3 separate regions of the Mus musculus genome follow, and all the other regions are linked to region 1. A link is a loop called in an ENCODE intact Hi-C map of the cell type or tissue named here. Cell type or tissue: left cerebral cortex. All regions are shown on one strand.

What was found. A loop is a pair of places that touch in the nucleus more often than their neighbours do. Peaks named below come from ENCODE experiments on the same cell type or tissue, not always from the same donor. Only the 100,000 strongest peaks of a DNase experiment are listed, where the experiment ranks them.
Region 2: a loop joins it to region 1, with 2.1 times the contacts of the local background. A loop is called at or near these places in 7 of 42 quality-filtered maps.
Region 3: a loop joins it to region 1, with 2.5 times the contacts of the local background. A loop is called at or near these places in 3 of 42 quality-filtered maps.

What each region holds. Positions count from the first base shown.
Region 1 is chr6:113,884,789-113,892,788 of GRCm38, forward strand. It overlaps Atp2b2 (ATPase, Ca++ transporting, plasma membrane 2), which reads right to left and starts at 6,751. Exons shown (of 20, transcript NM_001036684.3): 1 at 6,465-6,751. In left cerebral cortex, no CTCF peak of the experiment used is centred here; DNase peaks (open chromatin) are centred at 356, 796, 1,398, 2,665 and 8 more places; H3K4me3 peaks cover 4,361 bases; H3K27ac peaks cover 4,868 bases.
Region 2 is chr6:113,757,507-113,765,506 of GRCm38, forward strand. Atp2b2 (ATPase, Ca++ transporting, plasma membrane 2) reads right to left here. Exons shown (of 20, transcript NM_001036684.3): 14 at 6,032-6,138; 15 at 5,259-5,450; 16 at 3,136-3,349; 17 at 1,617-1,828; 18 at 1,413-1,520. Among named protein-coding and RNA genes, the nearest start is that of Sec13, 21 kb to the left of the region's middle. In left cerebral cortex, a CTCF peak has its summit at 4,335 (motif pointing right); DNase peaks (open chromatin) are centred at 4,373 and 4,587; H3K27ac peaks cover 285 bases.
Region 3 is chr6:113,818,788-113,826,787 of GRCm38, forward strand. All of the region lies in intron 2 of Atp2b2 (ATPase, Ca++ transporting, plasma membrane 2), which reads right to left. Among named protein-coding and RNA genes, the nearest start is that of Atp2b2, 69 kb to the right of the region's middle. In left cerebral cortex, a CTCF peak has its summit at 3,820 (motif pointing right); DNase peaks (open chromatin) are centred at 3,834, 4,292 and 4,460; H3K27ac peaks cover 715 bases.

The DNA.
Region 1 (8,000 bases):
TCATTCACTTGTGGCTCCTCCTACAGGTTCTGTCACACCATTAAAAGACCGAGCCACAGGATCTTTCTAAACCCAGAACTTTCCTCCTTAAGCTAGGATTGCCCTTCTGCGGTCACCTTCAGCACACCCAGGCATGAGCAGGACCCTATTTAGACACACCCCACAATGATATCTGAAGTCAATCCCACTTTCAGAGATCAGAATGCTGAGCTCAGAGAAGCCAAGTTCCTGGCCCAAGGTCGCACAGCAGTCAATACTGGGCTGGGGTTTCTATTCAAGGCTCTCTGATGCTATGGAAACGCAGCAGAGTGCTTTCCATGCAGAACTTCACCACACACTCACCCAAGGGAGGAACTGTGCAGCCTTGAAAACTTTCAGCACAAGGCAGCAGGAACCCCTTGGAAACCCACAATCCCCAGATGCTCTGGTCTTCCCTCTCAGCACCACCGTATTTGCATATAATTTACAAGCATTCTCTCAGAGATCTTTTTTTGGTTGTGATTGAGACAGGGTCACATGTAGCTCAGGCTATGCAGCCAAGGATAACCTTGAACTCCCAATCCTCTTGCTCCCCACCTCCTCGATGCTGGGATGACAGGTGTGTGTCACCATGGCTAATTTTCACCCTCCCATAAACTTAAAACCTTCTCCAGGTGATGATAATATCCAGCCCCACACAGTCAGGCCTTATGCTGTATTATTTTGGGAAAAGGTGAGAAAACTGCCTGGGAGGTTCAGTAAAGATTCGAAACTTTCCTCAAATATTTTGTGTGTGCATGTGTGTGTCACGTGTGTGCAGGTGAGTGTGCACATGTGCACGTGCATATGGAAGCTGGGTGTCAACACTGGGAGTTTTGCACTATTATCCTTTACTTTGTTCTTTGAGACAGGGTTTCTCACGGAACCCGGAGTCACTCATCTGCAGATAGACTGGCCAGACTGCAAGCCCTAAGGTCTGCTTGTCTCTGCTTTCCCAGTGCTAAGGGTACAGATGCAAGCAACCACACCCATTTTCATGGGGATGCTGGGGATATGAGCTCAGGTCCTTATGCTTGCATGACAGGCATTAGACAAAGCTGTCTCCCAAACCCGCTGAGCATTTCTTAGGCAGCTGTTGTGAATCCATAGATGGGGAAACCCATGTTCCTAGAGGGCCAACTGTAACAAGGAAATGGTGACAGACTCTGTTTGACATCCAAGGACTGTGCCAGGATGAGCACTTGACTTGAGTCCCCTTGCCTGTCACTGCCACCCCTCCCCACTACCAGGAAGACGAGCACCAGTGTCGTGCCCATCTTACAGAGGTGCAAATGGAGGGTAAATCACTAGTGACACTACACGCAGCTGAACAGCAGAGCCAGTTCCCTAAGATGTGACTTGCAAGAAGCAATCGCCTCCCACGGAGCAAATGGAAGAAACATTTACCAACACTGAGGACACAGCACAGCGACTCACAAGGGGACCACTCAGTGTGTTAGTACGTGACTATGATCCCACGGATGAGGACATGGGGGCAGGTGGTGTTTCTTAGGAAGGGACTGTGGCTCTCAACCCACTGTCACATGCTAGTGTCCTGTAGCTAACTAAGGCAGGCCCCTCCTCCCTCCGTGTGCAGCAACCATCTCTGGGTCCAGGAGCCACTGCCCTTTGGAATCCTGGCTATGCCCCCCCCCCCCAGCAAAGCTCTGGAAATGTGGAGAAATGAGTGTCCAAATCCGAGTTCTCTTACTTGCTGTGTAACTTGGGGGCTATCTTAACCTCCCTGCACCTTGTTTCCTTTAGCTGTAAAGTGGGCGCAAGTGACAGAGAAGCCAGTTCTTAGTAGCTATGAACACTCAATAAATACCCAGGTCCAGGAACCTCAGGAGTCGCTACATGTTGTTTGTTATCATTCTTGGCCCTAAGCCCAGGGCAAGCATCTTTATAGGAGACACTGGGCATAGAGCAGAAAGGGCCTGAAGACAGAGGCAGGGACCAGCCACATGCTCCAAGGTAAGGATCACTAGGGACTAGAACTACTGCCAGTAGCTAGGGGATAAGTAGGGACAGATTCTCCCAGGCCCCCTCCAGAGGCTCCAAGTGGGCAAATCCCACATCAGGCTTCTGCCCTCTAGGCTCTGAGTAAAACTTTTCTGTTGCTTAAGCCATGCAGCTTGTAGAGATTTGTGGTGGCAGCTGAGTAAGAGCCACAGCTGTGACAGCTACTGTGGCCTCCACCATCAATCCTGCACACCACTTGACTGTATCTCAGGCTTTGCACCCTGGTGGCCTCTCACAAGGGATCAGCCTGAGACCACCAGACACCAGCTTAATGAAAGGCACTCACTGAAGCCCATTGTTATGCATGGGGCAGGGCCCAGTGGCTTGGGATTCCAGCTCATCTGACTTGCAGGCTAAGATTTCTTCATCTGTCCTGTCTGTGCCCTGACAGCTTGCTTTCTCACTCCCAACACCATGGTCCTTGTCCATGTCTGCAGCTCTCTAGCCCTGTAGAGGGTCCCAGCTTGCGTGTGATACTCTTAAGGCCTTACAACTATGCAAGCCTCCATCACAGGGCTCCTTATTGGACGCTGAGTGCCTTAGCACTCTTGCCAGGGCGGATCCTTGGCTTACTGTATCATCCATTCTTATTATGAGCAGACAGCAGTCGTGGGCAGCGTACAGGTTTGCCCAACTCCTATTGACATCAAAACTGCTAGCCCAGGGCAACTCGTGATAGTGGTGTCTGCTGCAGTAGGTCCTCCCACCCAGTAGGTCCTCCCAACCACACTCTATGATTCCTCCGTCATCCATTCTCATGGTGCCTTGGCAGAACCACACTCTCAGCCAGCTCCTGTTTCCTTTTAGTCTCTTTCATGTTAGTTTGAGAAGTGGGCCCTGCTATTCTTCTGCTGTCAGTTAGAGACCTGAGGCTCTGTCCTCCTTCCTGCAACCTGGCAGTGCCTTGCTTACTCCCCTGCCAGCTATCATCTCTACGTAAGCATCATGGCAGACTGTTCTGCCCAGGGGCCTTTCTCCCTAACTACTTCCTCATCTGAGGCTTCCGTGAGGAAGAAGAAATGGACCTCTGCAGGCCCAAGGATCTGGTTTGGAGGAAGAGCAGGATGGGTCAGGTACCCAGATCCTAGGCTGAGAGGCACCTGCCTCCCACAATGAACTCAGTGCTCTAGGTAATGGTGGGAGAGTCTGACCACCCCAGTGACGTGTGTGTATGTGACACTCAGCTGGGTACTGGCAATGCTGGGAGCTGAGGACAATAGGAGAAGCCTTTTCCTATATTTTTGGGTTCCCAACCCAATATATCCTATATATCCTATATACCCTATATATCCTATATACCCTATATCTCCCATATATCCGATATATCCTATAGGCTGGTAACACAGTAGATAAAATTTTTCTCAATAGTTCACTTTAACCCCCTTGATATAGAGAGACAAGATTTAAGATAGGAGGGGCCGTTTTCCCAAGACCTGTTTCCAACATGGCATCCAGGCCCACCTAGGCCTCTCCTGGTTCCCTTGAGTTCCTGTGGTTCAGGGGAAAGGCTGGGACTGGGATGTACCTGGAACAGTAGCCCAGATCTCCTGAAGTATTAAGAAAGGGGCCAGATATGGGACTCCCTGACACACCCACGCCATGACCTCTGGCCATCAAGGCAAGAGACCCTTCAAGCCCCTCCTCTCCCTTCCTCTCTGTCTCTTCCTCTGACCTTGGACTTGGCCCTTATTTTGCCTGCTGATCCTGATGCTGTTTCTTTGCACACAGCCCTTGACAGTGTCCCAGCTCTCAGACAGCTGCAGGATAAGGTGGGGCAGGAAACCTGACCACAGGTGAGGAGACTCAGAGGCAGAGAGCTGCAATGTGCATCCAAGGTCACACAGGTGGCCAGGAGTGGAGTTGGGTGCTCTTTCTTTGATTCTGAAGGCAACACACTGGGACACTCAGGGTCCACACGGGCCACCATTGCTTCTTTTGTGAGGTCTGAAAGAGCCCAGCAGGGCCTCCCAATGCTCTTAACACGGAGCCCAGAGACAGAAAGCCACCCCTGTTGGGGACAGCGTACCTATCACCTCTCAGGTTTCTGTCTTGGGTCTGACCTCATACCAGAGGGGCTAGATGGCTCACAAAGAGGTGCCAACAGTTCCAGCTGCGTGACCTTGGTTGGTGGCTTCTTGTCTCTCACCTGAGACATGGGGACGCTAAGGATAATTGCACAGAAGTAATGTGTACAGGGCAAAGAGCTCTGCAGATGCTAGCGGGTGTGACATTTACTAGTGTTCCCACTAAGACTGGGTGACGGGAGTGGAGGGCAGGCTGTGGAGGAGGGGTGGATGTCTCAGGCTCTGCACACTAAATCACAGGTAGCTTTTCTGTCCTCATCTGGAGCCAACTTGGAGGCTACTGAAGGAATTCCGGCTTTCAGATGCCACATGATAGTGGGCTGGCTTCCTGGTTCCAGAAAGGGCTAGTGGGCTTTGCCGGCTGCTGGTGGTCTGACCAATGGGCAGCCACTGCACCTACCCCCACCCCTGTCTTCCCTCCCTACTCCAGGCAGCCTTCTCTGCAGACCATCAATCACCACAGATGGCCTTGTTCAGTCCAATCACTGCTCTTCGGGAACATGGGCTGACCCACCCCTCAGGCCTTCAGGAAGCTGAGGTGGCCACTCAGGATCCACAGTCCTTCTGGCCTCATAGTCAGTTCCCCAGGGTCCTCTCCCCAGGGCTCCTAGGGCCACCTTTGCTTCTTGAAGCTGAGAGGGCAACATAGTGTCTGCAGAGGTGCAGCAGCTATGCCCACTGCTGTCTTACATGTGACTCTGTCATTCACCTGTGGGCACATTCCAGGGCACTGTGTTGACAGGCATTTGGGTCCTATGCACCTGTCAACTGCACTCCTGGGGCATCCCACATGGGTATATAGTACACCAGGGTAGCTGCTGCAGGTTCCTGTGTGTGTGAGGGCTGCAAGCATGTGGGGGCAGGCTATACTCACTGGGGTGTGCATAGAACGGGGTCTTAAGAAGCCAGAGATGCATGCTGTGTGCACAGAGGCCAGATCTCATCTGTTGGTACAGGCATTGTGTGTTCACATGTATGATCTGAACATGTATGATGCACTACTTGTGGGTTCTCTATTAGTCCATGTGTATGCAGGAGTGAATCTATGCACAGGCATGCACCCTCGCTCACGACTGGGTTGTGAAGGTGGATAAATGGGAGGCCATTAGCATCCTCTCCTAGTCCTCCTCCCTCTGCGGACTCCCCAGACCGCAGCCCCTCCTTGCCACTGCTCCTTCAAGGAAGTTACCAGGCGGAAGCCCCAAGCTCAAAGGCCTGCGCTCCAAGCCCCCTCCTACTGCACACGTCAAAAGAGAGAATTTCTCCGGATGGCAACCGCCCGCTCTGGGAAATGCCCCAAACGTCAGCTCTGCCTCCTCCTAGCGATGTGGAGAGCAATGCCCAGTGGAGGGGAGCCCCTTCTACACTGCTAAGGCTCAGCCTCACAATGAGACCCTCTACTCTCAGCTCTGCTGGTGACTGGCCTACTCACTTACCCTTCTGAAGGTCGAGCCAGGCTCAGCCTTTGAGGGGACCTCCCTTGACGGGGGTCGGCCAGCTGAAGGGTCCCCTCCCCACTCAGTATGTGGAGCAGAGGTCAGCTACTTGGCTTAAAGGGGGTGGCTGCCAGCACCTGACGACCATAGGAGGGAGGTTCAGGTCCTGCAGGGAGGCAGGGAGGAGCCCCAGGTGTCTCAGTACTCAGAGGGGCCACCTAAGCAAGCAGGCTGATGAGGAGCTGTGCTTCCGGGCTTAAAGTGCCAACTCCACCATCCATCTAGCATGACTGCTGCAAAATGGCCTGGCCACCCACTCTTGCCCCTGCCTGCCACGGAGGGGACTTGGGACACATCCCTGCCACCACCTGCCTGGCTCTCCTCATCCAGTAGATCCCTGTATACAGCAGCCCACCATCAAAGAGACCCTTCATAGGGGCCTCCCCTTGCAGCTTTCCTGGGACACCTTCCAGTACTCTATGTCTCCCAGGGACCAGGCTCAAGAGGAGACTGGTGTCCCTGCTGACCGGCTGCCACCACTAGCCCTTGCATAACATCCTGGGGGCATGTGCAGTCTGGAGGCCACCAGCATCCACCTGAGACCCTGCATCCCCTCCTACGGGGCTCTTTGCTCCGGTCCCCAGCCCCCACCCCAACCCCTCACCCTAGAGTGTCCCTCAGCCCGGGCTCCCAAGCATCCCCAGCTGCCTCCAGATAAACAAGCCAAGCTCCTACCACCCCCCTCCTCCCGCCGCCACCATCAGCACTGGGGGAAAAAAACGGGAAATGCAATCAAATCAAATCAAATCAAAATAGGTGAGGGAGGAAGGGGAGAGCGGGGCCGGGCGCTTTTTATTTTTTATTTTCTCATGCTTGGATGAGGGGAGAGATGCCGGTTACTTACTTGGCTAAGGCAATCGCCAGCGATCGGTTCGGGTTCCAGGCGGGCAGCCCGTAATCGCGGTGCGGCAGCTGGCGCCGCGCTGAGCCCAGCCCGCGCGCCCGGTCCCTGCGCAGACTGTACCATCGCTCCCGAGGCTGGGGGGGAGGGGGGGCGCGGCCGCCGGGGGAGGGGCGCGAGCGCGGACCGAACCACCCCGCGCCTGGGAGCGCGGCTCTGGGCATCGCTCCCACGGGACGCATCCGCGGCCGCCCGCAGAGCCCTAGGGAGAGGCCCGTTCCCCTCGCACAGGAGGCCGTGTCAAGGGCACGCGAAGGGGAGGGTCAGAGCCCAGCCCAGGACGAGCAAGGGGGCGGTGAGAGCAAAGGAGGAGGCATTGTTTTTATGTGCCTTCCCTAAGTCACTTCCTACTTTGTTAGATAGGGTCGGGGCTTCCAGGCTCCCTGGATGCAGACAGGATGGCTCTATACCTGGAAGAAAGACTGCACAAGGGAGAACACCTAAATGCACCTATGGTGACAGGGTCTATGGAACAGACTCTCCAGCCAGCTGCTGGATGTCACTGTCTACACCCCTCTGCAGCCCCACAAGCTGCCTGGGTGTGCTCACCTGCTCCAGGGTGGGGATGGGTCCAGTCAGGAGAACCCTTGAAGAGGCCATTTCTCTGTCGGAGTGTTAGCACATTCCCAGTATCTGCCAAGGTATCTGTGAGGAGTTGGGGGTGACCGCACTGGACTAGTGCGTCTGTGGAGTCCAGAGTGATCCCATTTTGGAGTCCGAGGGAATGGACTCTCCCATCCAGCTGCTCACTACCTTCTCTCTCATCTCACAGGGCAGACCTGTGGACTCCTCTTTAATTCCAGACAAGGTGGGGCTAAGGCCCGGATAGCCAGGTGAGGGAGGGGGGTCTCATTGAATGAGGTGTCTCTCTCTCACTTCCTCCACTAGCCAAGGTGCCCTGTGGCCATGCCTCCCCACACCTCAGGAGTGGCGTCCTGCTTGGATGTGTGTGGCCTATAGAAGGACCTTCAAGGCCGGCATGGTGGAACACCTGTCAGCCTGAGTGGGTGCAGGAGGGGCAAGGCAAGGGGAGGGGAGTGCCCTTAGAGCCAGGTCCAGAAAAAGCTGCCTCCCTGCCTCCTTCCCCACCCCCATCTCTGCCCACCTAGGAGCCGCCCGCCCGTCTTTCCCAGCGAGCGTCCTGTTGCTGCTCCATCTCCGCCTGGCACGGAATATCAATTTGTCTCGTTAAGCTGAAAGTCTGCACTGCACCAAATTCAGAACCCGCCACACAGAGGGGCCGAGGAAGGAGAGAGCCAGAGCAGAACCCAAGGCAGGGAGGGCCCTTGAGCAGGACCACACCACCATCACCAACTGCTAGACAGTTCAGAGGGTCCCATATACCCCAGCCAAGCAGGGTCTCTCTCTCTCTCTTCTCTCTCTCTCTCTCTCTCTCTCTCTCTCTCTCTCTCTCTCTCTCTCTGTGTGTGTGTGTGTGCGCGCGCACATGTGCATAAGGGGTGGGGTGCTAAGACTCTA
Region 2 (8,000 bases), 130 kb before region 1:
GTGAGGACAGGCAAGGGCTGGACCACACACTCGGGCTTTCTGGGAGTTCAGGGTCAGTGCTAGTTACTGGCATCAACCTCACTGCTCATGGGTGTATTCCCCTGGATGCTGAGGGAGCTCTCAGGATGCAGGCCCCAGGTGCCCAGGAAACAGGAAAAGGGTCCTAATCAAACTTAGCTTTTAACGCTCCAAAGAAGTGCCAAAGGACATTTGGATGGATCTGAACTTGATCTTTGAGTTCACATTTGCCACTGTAATTTCTACACTTAGTCTTGGCCAAAGGCTGGGAAGTGATTCCCATTGAAATGGGGTCTTACCGTGTAGTCTAGGCTGGCCTCAAACTAGTGGTGAGCCTCCTGCTTCAACCTTCCAAGTTCTGGGGTTACAGGCATTCATCACAATACTCCTACTCTTCTACCATCTCCTCTTTATCTTTTATTATTTATTCTTTGTGACAAGGTTTGGATATGTAGCCCACCACACTGCCTTCAAATACGCAATCCTCCTGCCTCAACTTTCTGAGTGCTGAGATTACAAGTGTGTACCACCATACCTGGCCCACCACTGTGGTTTCTTAGTCTAGCCTGGGGACAACCTAAGAAGAGAATCATCTTAGGCCTCTGGCACCTAGATACCTGGACACCTTGGGAATAGAACTGTCAGCTCAGAGCTGACAAAGACACTTCTCCCATGTAGGGTCCCGAGTCAGAAGACTGGAATTTCAAGCTGTCAGCAGTATGATGATGTATGTGATGGTGTGTGCATATGCGTGCATTTGTGCGTGTGCGTGTGTGCGTGTGCGTGTACATGTGTGCATGCGTGTATGTGCATGAACATGTGTATGTATGCCTAGAACTTGGGAAGAGGTAGAAAATAAACCAAGTGAAAGAATGTTCCAGGGTCAAGTTAGGAGATGCCTAGATAGCCACAGGACCACCTCAAGTCACATGTTAATATGGCAGGATGGGCCATATTACCCTGCTTGGCACCACAGGTCACTACCTTCAGGATACCAATAGATGATCCCCCTTTTAGCGCGTTGGCTTCAGGTTCCGAGCTGTGGCAGCTCTTCCTGACATTGTTATTTTCTGTAAGCTTCCACTTTTGGCAAGTCATGCCAGTAATAATAGCATTGCCTTTGGACATAAATTTAAGTTAAAAGAAACTGCTACAATTTAAAAAAGAAAAGAAAATACCAGCAGCAGTGAAATACAGATAAAAGGTCACAATCAGAGTGTTGGTACCCACGTGGCCTGCATTTGGAGACTTGAAAGGACTCTATTGCTCTGATGCCCAGTGTTGGGACTGGCCTTCCCTGGTATGGGCAGTAGCTATATGTCACTTCTAGGACCAATCCTGTTGTTCCTCTTCCTTTGGCTCAACACCCCTCCCCCCACTCCCCTGCCACACACCTGGCCCCAGACGAGCTCTCCCAGGCCTATGAAGATGCACCACATCCACTGGTCCAGCTGGAGTGGGGAGCAGCTGAAGGGCTTCCCGCCAAACTGCACGATCACTATCTGCGGGTCAGAGATCGGAGGGACAGACACGGAGATGGCACGGAGGGCCGGGGAGCCACCGCCTTGCCCAGCCCAGGTTAAGTGGGGGCTGGGTACCTGGATGGCGAAAGTGCCAAGAACGATGGTGCAGAAGATGGGGTTCCGGAAGATCCCGTCAAAGACGTTGCGCTCGCCGTGGATCTTGCGGGCGTTGATCTCGTTGAAAAGCTGCATCATGACGAAGGTGTTGAAGATGATGGTGTAGTGCTCTGAGGGTGGTGAGTGCAGCGGGGCGTTCCTTCCGCTGTCGATCTGGAACATCTTCTCACCTGCCAAGCCAGAGGGTGGGGCCGGCTCAGGTGTGGAACGGGGCACAGTGTGGCCTGTGGTTCCTGCTTAGTGAGACAATTCTTTCTCTAGAGCAGTGGTTCATATCCTGGTGGGGGCTCACCAGGACGAGAGGAACTGAACTAGGGGTCACTTTAGGAAGACTGAGAATCACTGATCTAGAGGATAAATGGCTTGGGACCTGTCGCCTTTTCTGTGGACATCTGAGAAAGGTGGCATGCCAGCGGCCTTACAGAGTAACATTCCTTATGAAGGGTGACTGAAATGAGAGGACACAGATCCTTCAGTGAAGCCACTACAGCTTAAGCCAATGTGGCCTGGAGACCTATGTATTTGAGGCCTGGTGCCCAGGCTGTGGCGCTATGGAGAGGTAGTGGAACCAGAGTCGCATGAAGCACAAGCTGCTCTTGAAGTCACTGTAGCCAGGGATGACCTTAAACTTCTGATCCCCCCCCCCCACCTTTGCTTCCCGAGTGCTGGGATTACAGGCAGGCACCACCCCACCCGGTTTATCGGGACTTGAGGCATACTGAGCAAAGGCTCTACCACACCCTAGCCCTAAGGGAGGTGGTGGAATCGCTTCAGGGTGAAATCTGACGGGACACTTTAGGCCATTAGGGGGTATTCTCTTGAAGGGAACTGTGGGGCCTGGTCCATACTTTTCTCTGCTTCCTGGCCATGAAGCGAGCAATGTTTCTTCCCTTTGCCTTGTCCCTGACTCCATACAGCAGAGTCATCTGAATATGACCTCTCAGAGTGAGAGTCCAAACGAACCCCTCTTCTGAGCTAATCATCTCAGGAACCTTATTTTAATGAAGGAGCACTGAATAAGACACAGGCAAAGGCGCTTGGATCTGAGTGGCTGGAGAGCTAGCCCTCAGTGGAGGGGCCGAGAAAGGAGCTGACATTCCAAGTGGTTGTGTGTCCTTCCCCAAGGACGTCTACATTCTCCATGAAGACATCTTCCTGGAGCAAGAAGGGGTTCCTAGAAGCGGTCAGGGAAGGGACAGGTTGCTTGGCCCAGGACCTTGGCTCTCAGTGGCTAACCTGACAGAAAGTTTTCATCAGTCCCGGATGCTAACACTACTGCTGGCTTTGAGGTGAGCCAGCCGGGGACAGGGCATGACAACTTCTGGCTCCCTGTGTGCTGCCACCTGCATTTCCCTCCTATGCCACAGTTTCCCCATGGGGGAAACAGAATGACATGTGTAAAGCCAGCCGTTGTTGGCCATGGTATGTCCTGAAGTTGGTGCCCTAAGCTCAGAGGCGTGAGGACGAGGGCGCTCACCCACGAAGAGCAGGGTGAAGATGAGGGTGAGCTGGTAGACGGCGTGGCCCAGGATGTTCTTCATCATGGTCCTCGAGATGAGCGGCTTGTTGCGACCGTACGGTTTCCTCAGAAGCAGAGTCTCCGTAGGTGGCTCTGTGGCCAGGGCCAGGGAGGCAAACGTGTCCATGATGAGGTTCACCCAGAGCATCTGCACAGCCTTGAGAGGGGAGTCCTACGACAGTGGCAGGGAGAAGAAGACTGTCACAGGGTGAGCCACCACAGCCACAGAGTACAGGATGGACCCGCTGCAGGGTCTCAGCAGGTTCCTACTACGGGATGCAGGCTGCCCAGGCTTTGGGGCTCTGAGCATATGTAGGACAGTTTCTTAGAGCTTCTATGGAGAACAGTATGAGCTGCCCACCTCAGTCCTGGGCCCACAGGCTCAGTGGCCACAGCTCCCTGACTTCTGTAGACTTCAGCCACATCATCTCCTATTCCCCTCCTGTCTAAAGTCAACATCCATTTTTTTAACTCCCTGAAGTCTCTGCCCCTCAGTCTCAGGGGTTCAGTGTCCTGGAGAAACTGTCCTTGACCTCCCTCCCAATTTCACCTTATTTCTTCTCATTATCTTACATTGTAAAGGATTTTATAACTACAGCTCCAAGTGAAATGCCCTGTCATGATAAAAAGTGTCAAGCATGCAAAACAGGATGCTAAGACACAGGTTGTCACCACAAGCATGCCAGTGTAGACACTATCAGGTTCGTTCTGAGAGGTCCAGGCTGGACAGAGCATGCTCTGTGTACACTGACTGAAGAAGTTGACCCACCCATCCTTCACCGCTCACAACTACAGTCCTTGTCCACAGAGTCCGCCTCACCCATAACCCTCTGCTTCTTGCATTGGTTCTATTCTTGATCTTCCCTTGGCCCATGGAGTACTCCTCCAGGAAGCCTACCCTCTGTTTCCCATCTGTCTGTCTTCTTCGTGCTTCCCTGGTTGTTCTGCCGTCTCACCCTACCTAGTAGGGCTGCTCTGGGCTTCCTGCTACTTTTCCGCCTTATCTGATTACAAGATTCTCAGAGTCAGGTGTACAATTTTCTCACCAAAGCCTGTATGGTCCTGCTCACTCAGGGATGTTGGGCCAACTGATCCTTGTCTCCAAACCTGTTTTCTTAACTGGCATCTGTCCAGTCTCCAGGAAGCTGTCACACGATGTCTATAAACCACCACTAGAGGGAGCTCCACATCCACAGACCAGGAAAGATGCCCTCCCCTGAACAGACAGGGAACCCTCAGTCCAACTCTCGGGCCTGAGGTGGCACACAGGGTCAATGCTACAGCCACCATGTGCATCATCGTGATGGCGGTCACCGCAGAAGGAAACAGTGTCCTATGGGCCATGTGGCTCTTGGGGACGCTGCACAATGGACTCTGGGTTCCCCTATGGGTAGGAGGATTGTGTAACCAGGTAGTGACTGGAAGGACCCAGGCCTCTGAGATCCTCTTAGGGCTGAAGTTGCTCTCCTTCTCCAGACCAGAGAGCCAGCTCCTGGGAGATGCAGTCTGGTTAGAGTTTCAGGAGACATCAGGAGCCAGAGTGAGTGTCTGAGCGTTCTGTCCTCTGAGCCTGTCTCTACCTCTGTGAAGTGGTACTTACTCACGGGGCTCCAAGTGTCTCGGCAAGCAGTCTGCCGAGGGCCAGCAGCAGTGATCTGGACAGACAGAGCATCACTGCCTCCTCCACTCACCCCATCTCTCCGAATCCACTCTGCTCTGGAGGGAAGATCCCACACAACAGGACTGACTCTGTCCTTGTCTGGGCAACTGGTCCCCTTGGTCCTCCCTTGGGGCCTCTGCCAGGCTTCTGCCAATGTCTGGAGCAGGGGTCAGACCTCACAGGCCATGAGGCCCGATGTCTCTCATTTCTGGGGCCACCTGAGTCATACTACCTCCCCAAGCCTCATTTCTCAACTGCATAGGGCTACTGGCTGCACGGAGGTCCAAGATGGCATCCTGGTCTTGGGAGGAACACCGCAATGTGTATCCATCCCCAGGGTTGTGCTGCTAACAATCTAGGGTGTTCTGGAGGCTAAAGGCTGCCCTTTCCCAGCCTTTGGTGTGATTCTCCCAGGACCCACCTGTGTAATGCAGGCGCCCGTGAAGGCCACGATCACCGCCACCACGTTGACAGTCAGCTGGAACTGCAGGAATTTGGATATGCTGTCATAGACGTTACGGCCCCACATCACTGCCTTGACGATGCTGCTGAAGTTGTCATCTGTCAGGATGATGTCTGAGGCCTCCTTGGCCACATCTGTGCCTGCGATGCCCTGTGGAGACAGGGACAGGAGCCTGGTAGGGCAGCTGGAGAGGTGAATGGCTCTATCTGGCCAGTCTTATCTTCACACAGTCTTAGTCCTGTCACCTCACTCCTGACTCAAAGGAACTGGCACAGTCTGACCATACACACATTCACATGTATATGCATACACTCATACAAACTTTGTATATGTATATGTATATGTATATGTATATGTATATGTATATGTATATGTATATGTATATGTATATGTATATACATAGGTATGCACATACTTACACAACCACCCCTCTGAGGCCAACATTCTTTTCTGGGAAGCCTGGCCTTGCCCCATTCCTCCTTGACCTTTAAGCACCGAGCAGGACAGAGCTGACCCCAGCAGGACACTGCCTGCCCCCTCCAGGAAGACCTCTTGAGGCTAGTCTGGGACTCAAAAGCTTGGGTTGCATACAAGTTGTATGGAGAGGGATGAGTGTTAAGTGTCTGTAGGGAGTCCTGCAAGCCAGTTTGAAGTGGTGTAGTCCAAGCTGACTATCCTCGCCTTTGAGACCCAGTCTGACACCACATGAAGCCCTCTTAAGATCCTCTTACCATTGCGAAGCCCACATCTGCCTTCTTGAGAGCAGGCCCGTCGTTGGTCCCATCCCCTGTCACAGCCACCACCTGCCGCTGCTCAGTGTGTGTACTGTCGATGATGCCTAGTGGGTAAGGGGGTATGATCAGGGCCCATGGCCAGCCCTGAGCCTCAGCATGGCTTCCTGTCCTGTCTGTCCAGCCAGCCCCTTCCATCGCTGCTCTTTCCAGCCTGTTCAGAGCCACCAAGCTCCTCGTTAGCCCAGGTTGGCTCGGGACTTCCCATTCTCCAGCACTGTCTGCTCTTAAAGTCCTTTGTCACCTAGAAGCACAGCCCTCTTTGTCACACTACCTAGAAGCACAGCCCTCTAGCTATTCTGTCCAGATCCATGAGTTCTCTGCATCTTCAGGGACTCCCACATCTGCTTTCCAGTACACTCCGCCTGGGAACTCCAGTCATATGCGGGGAGGCCATGAGCATGTCATTTGCCATCCTGACCCACTGGGCTTGACCTCTGTACATCTTCAACGATAACTGGTAAGAACCAGACTGAGCACAACTACGCCTGCCCCTCATGTCAAAACCATGGCTTCTGGCCTCCTTGTCTGCGTGTGGGCATTGCCCTGTCTGTGCCAGGCAGACAAACAGCAGCAGCCTGTGAAGGCAGGGAACAAGTTCCCAGGTAAGGGGTACCATTCCCTCTAACTACCCCTTACAAAGGCCAGCTTCCATGCCTGGTCCCTCAGGGTTATCCTGGCTATTCCCACTGGCTGCCAGCCCACCCAAATCCCACTGTCTCTGGCTCAGCCTGTTTGAACTCCTAACTCTGGAGTTGGCAGGTCAGTCTCTGACCTTCCTGGTTCTTTGGTCAGCACTGGACACTCACTGGGCCCTATGATGGATGGTTCCCCAGCGGCCTCCTTGTGGTCACATCTCCATCCTGTCTCTCCTGGCCTCACAGCAGCTGGTCCCACAGTGGACCATGTTCTTCTCTGTGGGCTTCCTTCCTGGGTACCCCCCCCCCCAGTACCTCCCACCTCTGAGTACCTCCTACCCCTGGGTACCTCCCACCCCTGAGTACCTTCTACCCCTGGGTACCTCCCACCCCTGGGTACCTCCTCCTGTGCCTCTCTCTGGTCTCTAATGGTCTTATTTCTCCCATCATTCAGGTGGGTGCACTGGGTTCTGGGGTTTCCCTGTTCCCCACATGCCCATCACCCCAGAGGCTCTAGCTGAGGCCCACATTTTCTTGATGATGGCTGTCTATTGCAGATGGTATTATTAGGACTTCAGAGACCCTGGAAGACTTACATTAACTGATTGGCATCTTATCAGGTCTGTCATGCCTGATACCCAGGTAATGAGGGTGGGCCCGTAGCACGGTCTGTACAGGAGCACGCTATGGGATTCTCTGTTGTTTAAGACATGTGACTCTAAGGTGCCTAGAGGTGATCCCAGGCAGAAGTCAAAACCCCACCTTTTACATTTACAGATGGGGAAACTGAGACCCAGAGTGGACAGGCTTATCAAGGCCTCAGAGAGGGTAGTAGGAGTACTGAGACCCAGGGCTGTGATGCAGGAATGTAATTGGGGTTCCTGAGGCTTTGTGAGTGGTGACCCTCTAACGGGTGGGGGAAGGTGTTCTAGCCTTCTGCTGTTCCGGGACCTCTCATCCTCTGGGTCTGCTCATAAGGGTTGGCTGGAAGCTTCCTACGGGTCTCAGCTTCCTAAGTTCTGGGCCCGATGGAGGAGGAAGATGGGCTACCTTTCAGATGACAAAGAATGGCAAATACCGCCAAGCCATGAGAGAGCAGACTTTGTGGAAGGTTCCTGAAGGTCTGCACAACAAAGGTTTTATGCACAGGGACTAGGCTACCTCTAGCCCAGCCAGGCCCAGGCCCACTGCTACCTAGAGGAGGTTGGATGATCAGAAGAGAGTCTCGCAATCTCCTCATGTCTCCCCCCCACACCCCCAAGCCTCTGCAG
Region 3 (8,000 bases), 66 kb before region 1:
ACTCACTGCCTCCATCCCAGCCCACCCAGCTGTGCCTGGCTGGCTTCTGACTCCCCCTGACCCTGCATACCCATTCTGAGCCCTCTACATTGTCCTTCTGTGTGCTGGATCCATCCTCACTAACACATGGATGACTAAGGACTATCAAGCCCCTCATTGAATATGAAGAGATTGGTGTGATGAGCACCAGTATTGGGCCACAGCAGTATCCTGCCCTATCTGGCCTGTGCTTCTTTATATTGTTGTTATTAATGTGTGTGATGGGGGGGGGGAGCACATGTGTGCCACAGCATGTGCTTAGAGACCAGAGGAAAACACTGTGGAGCAAGTCCTTTTCTTCCACCTTCATGTCAGCTCTGGGACTCTCTGGCTGTCAGCCTTGCGACACAGGAACCTTTGCCACTGAGCAATCTTGCCTGATCTGGCCTGTGCTCTTTCCGAGCCTCCTTGCTCCTACACAGCATGCCCTCTCTCTCACAGGGGCAGACTGCAGCCACCTTACCGTACGCCAGCCCTGGCCATGATGGGTTATGGGCTTGTGGGATGATCCTGTCATGCTCTGGGGCAAAGGTTGGTCTGAGGCCTGCCCATAGGCTGGCACAGGGGGCCTTAGCCTCATCTCACTCACCACTAAAGGCTGTGTGTCTGAGTGTCGTGAGGGCCAAGCATGAGGGGCTAGGCTCCTCCAGGTCACAGGCTATCACAGGAGAGTTAAGGTGGGTGGAGTCAGGGATGGGGTGCACCTTTCTCAAGAACGCAGCCCTTTAGTCTTTTCCTGGGAAGGCAGAAGAAGCCTAAGGCATGCTGAGGTGGGGACTTAGGATTCAGCTATTATATTTTCTGGGGACCTTGAACTCATGTTACCAGGCTTGGCGGCAAGAGCCTTTACCTGCAGTGCCAGCTGGCTGGCCCCTAGAAGGTACTGTAAGCTGGAGTTTGGGTTATGTCATAGTCCTCTGTAGAACCACCCACTGATGCATGAGGCATTCAAACTAGACAGCATCCAAGAGGCTTCAGGTGACACCTTGGGACCTAGCATGAACAGGGGACTGTGGGTGTCTGGACATGTGCCCAAGGGTGTGGTTATAATCCTGTGTTGTGGCTGTGTGTGGGACTCCATAGACTATCCCTTGCCAGAGGCTGGCCCAATGGGCAGTTCCCAGGAGCCTGCTACTAGGGACTTGCAACAATTGGCTGAAATGATGAAACAGGGTAAGACACCTGGACTGCTCCTGCTCTGTGCCCTCGGGCAGGTGGCCTTCTGTCTCTGGGCCTCATTTTCTTATGCCAGATATCTGAATGATAATAATGTTCAGAATAACACAGGACCCAGTGGTTGTCAGCTGCTAGTACTGTCATTATTAGCAACCTACATAAAATGCACCTACAGGTACGGGATCCCAACCTGGCCTCACACTGTAGCCATGGCGACATTTAAAGTGCTTTTCATGCCTGGGTTCCAATGCTGGTTTCTGGCTGAACTGGACAGAGCCATGTCTCAAGGTGGAAAGAACTCCCTGGAATCTTGCTGTGCTACTGGGGTGTGGTGGTCCTCAGACCAGAAGCCTCTCCCAAGAACTGGGGGAAATGCAAGTTCTCAGGTGTCACCTGGCCTGCTACATAGGTCACTGGGTGGCCCTGTCATCTGTGTGGTTACCAACTTCCTCAGGAGTGGGAGGCGCAGGCTCTGTGTAGACCTGTTGACCTGTAGAGGCAGGACATGTAGGGAAATGGCTGCTAGGTGACCTTGGGCCCAGGGTCCCTGGAGAAAAGATACCTGTAGGCCTTGGATCCATGGCCAGCCTGGTCCAGATCACATGGTGGTGGGTCACAGAGTCTGGACCCAAGGAACTGCCCTTTGCCCACTTCTTCAGGGTTTCCAGTTTCCATGGGTCCTGCCTGACTACTTGGAGGGTCTAAGCAGCTTCCAGGTTCACAGCCTCCAGGAGGCTACAGTTGATGCAGAAAGTGCATGTGGCTGAGAACTTGACCGACCCAGACATGGGGCTGAGGCAGCTAGCACCCCGGCAGGGAGAGAAGGGGCAGGAGGAGGGGAAAGAGGGAAGCAGTCAGGGACTCACCCTCACTCCGCTCTGAAGAGTCCCCAGACCTTCACAGCCACCCTGCTTCTGGTCCCCTGGGGCCTCTTTGAGATCACATTTGCTGCCTTCTCACCAGGCCACAGGTTCTGCTCATACATGTCATTGCTTTCTTAGTCTTGGCTCCTAGGTTCTTACCCAGGACCCCCTACTGTGCCTTCTTCCCTCAGTTGATTGTCAGTCTGGTGGGAGTTTACCACCTCCTCCTGAGAGCCTTTCTTGATTTACATAGCAGGAACAACCTAGGTTTTTTACCATTCCCTGATGCCCACCCATCACCAGTTCACACTTTACTCACACACATTGCTCACACTAGCCCTTGGGCTAGGCTTTGGCCTTGGGTGGGGACATGGTAGGGTGCATGGGTCTCAAGCCCTGATTGAGACCTGACTTTGCTGCTTCCATCTTCTCGACACTGATGTTCGGCATCCCAAAGGGGCCCCAAGAAGCCTTCCACTCTGTCTCATCTCTTTAGGGATCAGAGATGGGGATGCGGGTATCTAGGCTGCTCAGAGACACTTGAACACAGCAGAAAGCCTTGGACTTCCAGGAAGCCATGCAGGCTTGGCTTGGACTCTGGGACAACTGTACACATATGTGTCTCCCCTGTGGCTTGAATCTATCAGGGCCATGGTAGGTAGCAGGGTTAGCTGCTGTTCACTGTGCATGCCAGGCACGTGCACAGCCTGCGATCATATCCTGGTTCTTGAGGGGGGTGGGGTGGGGCATGGAGTTATCTCTTGATATTTGGCAGTCTTGTGGATCCAGAGTCTCTAGTGATTACGAATGTACTTCATGGTCACATCACTGACTGGGTTCTCTGTAGAGTCTTCTGGTGTATTTTACACACTGGGGTATGGTGGGGTTCATGGGCCTCTAACCTGACCCAGGCACAGATACTGGTCTAGTGGTTTAAATCTCTTCCTGTCCTTGATCTGAGCCAAGCTTAGTTACTGCCCATCTTCCACAGTAGAACTTCTATGGAGGCTATCTCTGCTCACGGCTCCAGAATGTTCTATGTGGGCAGGGAAGAGGGTTCATGGGAAGGGGGATATGAGGGTGGATAGTGGGAATCTCTGCATGATGTGAAAATATTAATTATTTATACCAAGGGACAGTTAGGCCCCTGAGTATGAGTCCTCAGATGAAACAGCTAGCAGCCACTTGGCACTTAGGATAAATAGCAAATAAGTTGTTTAGTATGAATGATGTCCTGTACAGTATTTGGGACATATGACTAGTAAATTAATTACTTGCTGTTCACCTGAAATATGAGTCATACTGATCGGCACATTGTGCCCCCAAAGTTCCTCCAGGTCTCCCTCGGATCCACTGTGCATGGCGCCATAGTCACTCAGTGGGGAAACTGAGGCACTCACCGTGAAAGTGGTTTTCTCTTTAAGTAGAATGCTTCAGCTGCAGAAGAGGGCTTGAACACAAGAAGGGATCTGCCCTTCCACCCTGACCCTCTCCATGCAATGCACATGTAGGGGGTGTGACCAACAGGGTAGTCGTCTCCTTCAAACAAAGCTTTGTGGGCATTTCATAATCTGTTAACCTCACAGAAGACCCTTTATTCAGCCTGTCTCCTGGTGGCTTGTCCTCTCCCCTTAGAAAAAATTAGAGGCCCAGAAGCTGTTATCAGCTTTTTTAATGGCCGCCCGGCAGGCCTTCCTCCACAGGTGGCAGGCTTCAAAACACTGTAAGCAGCACTTTCCCGATGCTCCAGGAGGGGGCGCCGTGCACAATGGACAATAGGCAGGTGGGTGCCTGTCTCTGAGATTCCATTCTCCAAAAGTGGCGCCCAAGGACAACCTGACTCTACTTGTTGAAGATAAAAAAGGGTGATTATGGTATGTCTTAGGTACACGATGAGTATGTGGAACCAGGGCAGGATACTCTTTTCTTCCTTTGAGCTCTGATGCTAGCCACACCGAATCAGCAGCAGAGCAGCCTACCTTCTGCCGACCGTGACACAGAGCTAAAGCCCAGATCATGGAGGCTCTGTGACTGCCCTTTCCATGCCTGGTAGCTTTTTGCATCAGAACCCAGTGCCTAAGTCAAAGGCAAGGATTCTGCCACTCTCTGGCAGCTCCGGAGCCAGCCTTGTGTTCTATACAGAGCCTTGGCTGTGGATGAGAGCTAACTCCAAGGCACCTGAGGGGATTTGGAGAATGTAGTCACCAGGCTTGGTGTTGCTAAATATTTGTGCTGTCAGTGTGATGTGGGTTCTTCCATTAGCATAAATAAAAGCCTTATATTTTGAGGAAAAAAAAACCCATACAAGCCTTTTAAAAAGCTACATTTATAGAAAACCGAGTTTCTGTCTTTGGAAAGTGAGTGGGCTAAAAAAACTGTAGTGCATCTAGCCAATAATATACTACATGGCAGTTCTTTAAAAATGAGCTCCGTTTATGTTCCCTCACATAGGAGTTTCTCCGAGGAAACCTGATGAGTGAGACAAGCATTAGAACACTATGTGCCGTTCGACTCCATCCGTGTAAACCAGAAAATGCTACATCCCATTGGATGCACACACCTGCAAGTATGTGCGAGATATGCAAGGACCTGACCTAAACTCACAAAGGAGGCGCTGACTCGGAAGAGGCAGTGGGACTGGCTGTGGTGATTTGCTCTGACTGGAATATGTGAATTTTAAACAGGAGAATATGTTTCATCTGAATAATTTAAGATTTAATTATGAAAATGAAGGGTTTTTTCCCCCTATACAACTTTTAGATGAAATGGACCTGGAGACCGTATCGCTGGGTTAATATTTTAGCCTTATTTGTGAGCTGTGTGTTCCTGATTGGATTATTTCAGCTCTGTCATGGCATGGCTAGGATAGTGCCTAGGTCATGGGCATGAAGATGCAAACAAGGTATGGCAAGCCAGGGACACAGTAGGTACTCAGCAGATGACCCTATCATCTCTCCTTCCCCCTTGTGTCTTGTCTATAGCTCTCTTTCAGGACCATCCCTACCTCTTTTTTTTTTTTTTTTTTTTTTTTTTTTTTTTTTTTTTTGGGACAGGGGAACAGGGTCTCACTATGTAGACTAGGCTGACCTTGAACTCTCAAAAGACTTGCTTGCTTCTGCCTCCTGAGTGCTGGGATTAAAGGTGTGTGCCACCATTATGCCAGGGTATACCAGGCTATCTTCATCCTCTTAACCCCACTGCATACACCTAGCAAAACTCTATCCAAAGAAAAAAGTATCCCTGGCCAGATGATTCCTGCCTGACTCCCACGGTCAGGTCATCATCATTGCTGTCCCTTGGGTAGCTTCAGTAATTGGTCTCTGCTCCCATCCTCGGTCTGCATCTTCAGAGTGTATGGAAGGTGCACTGTGTTTGTGTTAAATCCTTATCTGTTACATGCTGGTGGTTCCTATCACATACAGTTAAAAGTCACAATCCTTACTACGACCCAATCCCTGGTCCCTGCTGTCCTCTGGTGTCTCACTGCCCCATCTCCACCTTTATGCTCCGGTGACGCTTGCTGGTCTCTTTCCTGAGGCTTCGGCACAGTGTAGGCCTCAGGACCTTAGCATGTGGTGCTCCCTAGCTGGGAATGCCCTCTTTTCTTTTTTCTTTCTCTTTTTTCTTTTTTCTTTTTGGTTTTTCGAGACAGGGTTTCTCTGTGTAGCCCTGGCTGTCCTGGAACTCACTTTGTAGACCAGGCTGGCCTCGAACTCAGAAATCCGCCTGCCTCTGCCTCCCAAGTGCTGGGATTACAGGCGTGTGCCACCACCGCCTGGCTTGGTGGATTCCCTTTCTAATGCTATTCTTGCCCCAAGAATCTCTTCCATTCCCATAGTCAACAATCCAAGTGCTTTTCTTCTACCTGGCTCCCATGTCAGCTGTCATCTTCACGAGCACATGGACAGAGTGGCCTGTTTTGTTCTGAACTACAGTAGATGCTTAGTAAGCACATGGCCTTTCCTAGACATGCATGTCGAGGAAGAACCAGAGGGAAGAGGCAATGCTTGTCTGCAGATTGGCCTTTTCTCCAAGGTGGATGTTTTTGTGAAATGGATTCAAATTTTGGGGGGGGGACACTTGGGGTCTCCTCTGGTCATCCCCTCTGTGCCAGAGCTCGCTCTCAGTGGCTTTGTGTTCTCGCTAACAAGCAGGGTAGGAGAGGCTCCAGGCACACCCCCAGGGTTGTGGAGACCAGGGGCAGGCTTGCTGTGCACATGTGCACTGAACACCCGAGCCTTGACCAGGAAGCCTTGTGACCTCTCCATCCTGAGGCTGCTCCTGGGAGAACTCCAGGATACCGGGTTCTTCTTGTTCTTACAGATGGCAGCTTAAAGACCAGGCTAGGAGGCATGCTGTAGCAATGGATGCACTTTCACAATGTAAGAGTTCTGAGGACCTTAGGGGGATGCCTGGGAGATGCAGGGAGCCAGGTGTGAAGGCAACTGAGTGTGACCAGCTGAGAGTGAGTCCCTGTGGAGTGTGCTGTAGAAGCTGCATCTGTTCCTCGTCTCCTGGGGTGGGGGTGGGGCTCCTAGGTTCACAGTCCTCATGAGGACTTGTGGGTCAGGCAGGTAGAGGAGTCAGATCTGACCCATGGCTGGCCCACACCGTGACAATGATCATAGCATTCCCACTGTTTATCCTACATGGCTCATGGCTTGCCTGTGACCTCATTTTGTGAACTGTTTCAAAAATGGAGAAACTGAGGCATGAAGCTATAAAGACACCCTCCTTTGGGTTTAAAGTCCAGGCTCTAATCCCTGGCACCAATCCATGAACACGAATTTAGGCCTTTCTGGCTGGATAAAATGTCATGAGGGAGGTCGCGAAAGAATGGGGGTTTTCCACGTTCTGAGTGAAGACCCTGAGTGGGCATGGTGACACACACCAGCAAATCCCAGCACTTGGTATGCTGAGGCAGGAGGACTGCCAAGTGATTTTTGGGCTAGCCTGGGCTACGCAGTGAGTTCGAGGACAGTGTGAACTAAATAGCACAATCAGAGAGAAAGAGATAGACAGAGAGTCAGGAAGACAAATCACTAATGTGCCTGGATGGGCAGCCTGAGTTGTTCAAAGCATCATATCACCACCTTTGTTATTTCATATTGTTTTTCTTCAGACAGGCCTCCTGCAGCCCAGGCTAGCTTTGAACTTGATAAGTAGCTGAGGATGACCTTGAATTTCTGACTCTCCTGTTTCCATCTCTCAAGTGCCGGGATCACAAGTGTGCACCCCACACCTTGTTTATTTGTTTCTGAAGACTGACCTCAGGGCTTTGTGCACACTAGGCAAGTACCTTACAGTGAGCCACATCCTCAGATTGCCAATGCTGCTGCTTTGAGAGGCAACTTCTTTGAACCCTGCAAGCCCCCTTTCACCATGGCTACAGGCTCTGGGGCGGGGGGTGGGGAGAGGGCTCAAATTAGAACCCGGGCTCTGCCATCTTCAAATTGTATGGTCTTCAACAACTTACAGTACTGTGGGCATTGGTTTCCTGGTGTGTAAATGCTGACTTCCAAAGCTGAGGCAGGGGCACCATCAAAGAGTATGCAGAATGTCCTTAGAATGTCCTTGCAGGGTAATGTCTCCCCAGTGACCACCTCTTCTCTTGCTCACTTACCAAGCTGTGACTGTGCTCTTAGCTATAAGGGTATCATCACTTGACAGTGAGCAGAGGCACCAGGGGCCATCTCCCTTGGTTTACTGCACTGACTTGGAAGCCTGGTACCACACGCTGGGTGAAAATCTCATGGGAGCGATGGGTCAGGCACAGGTAAAACATAGCATCTTCTTTTTGTCCTGAGGCCATTGAGTGACATGTCAGGGCACCCAATGACTGGCCTTTCCGCTTTGCAGCTGTGCGGTATGAGGGACAGTCATTAATCTTCTCTGGGTCTCTTAGGCTATACAGTGTCAGGG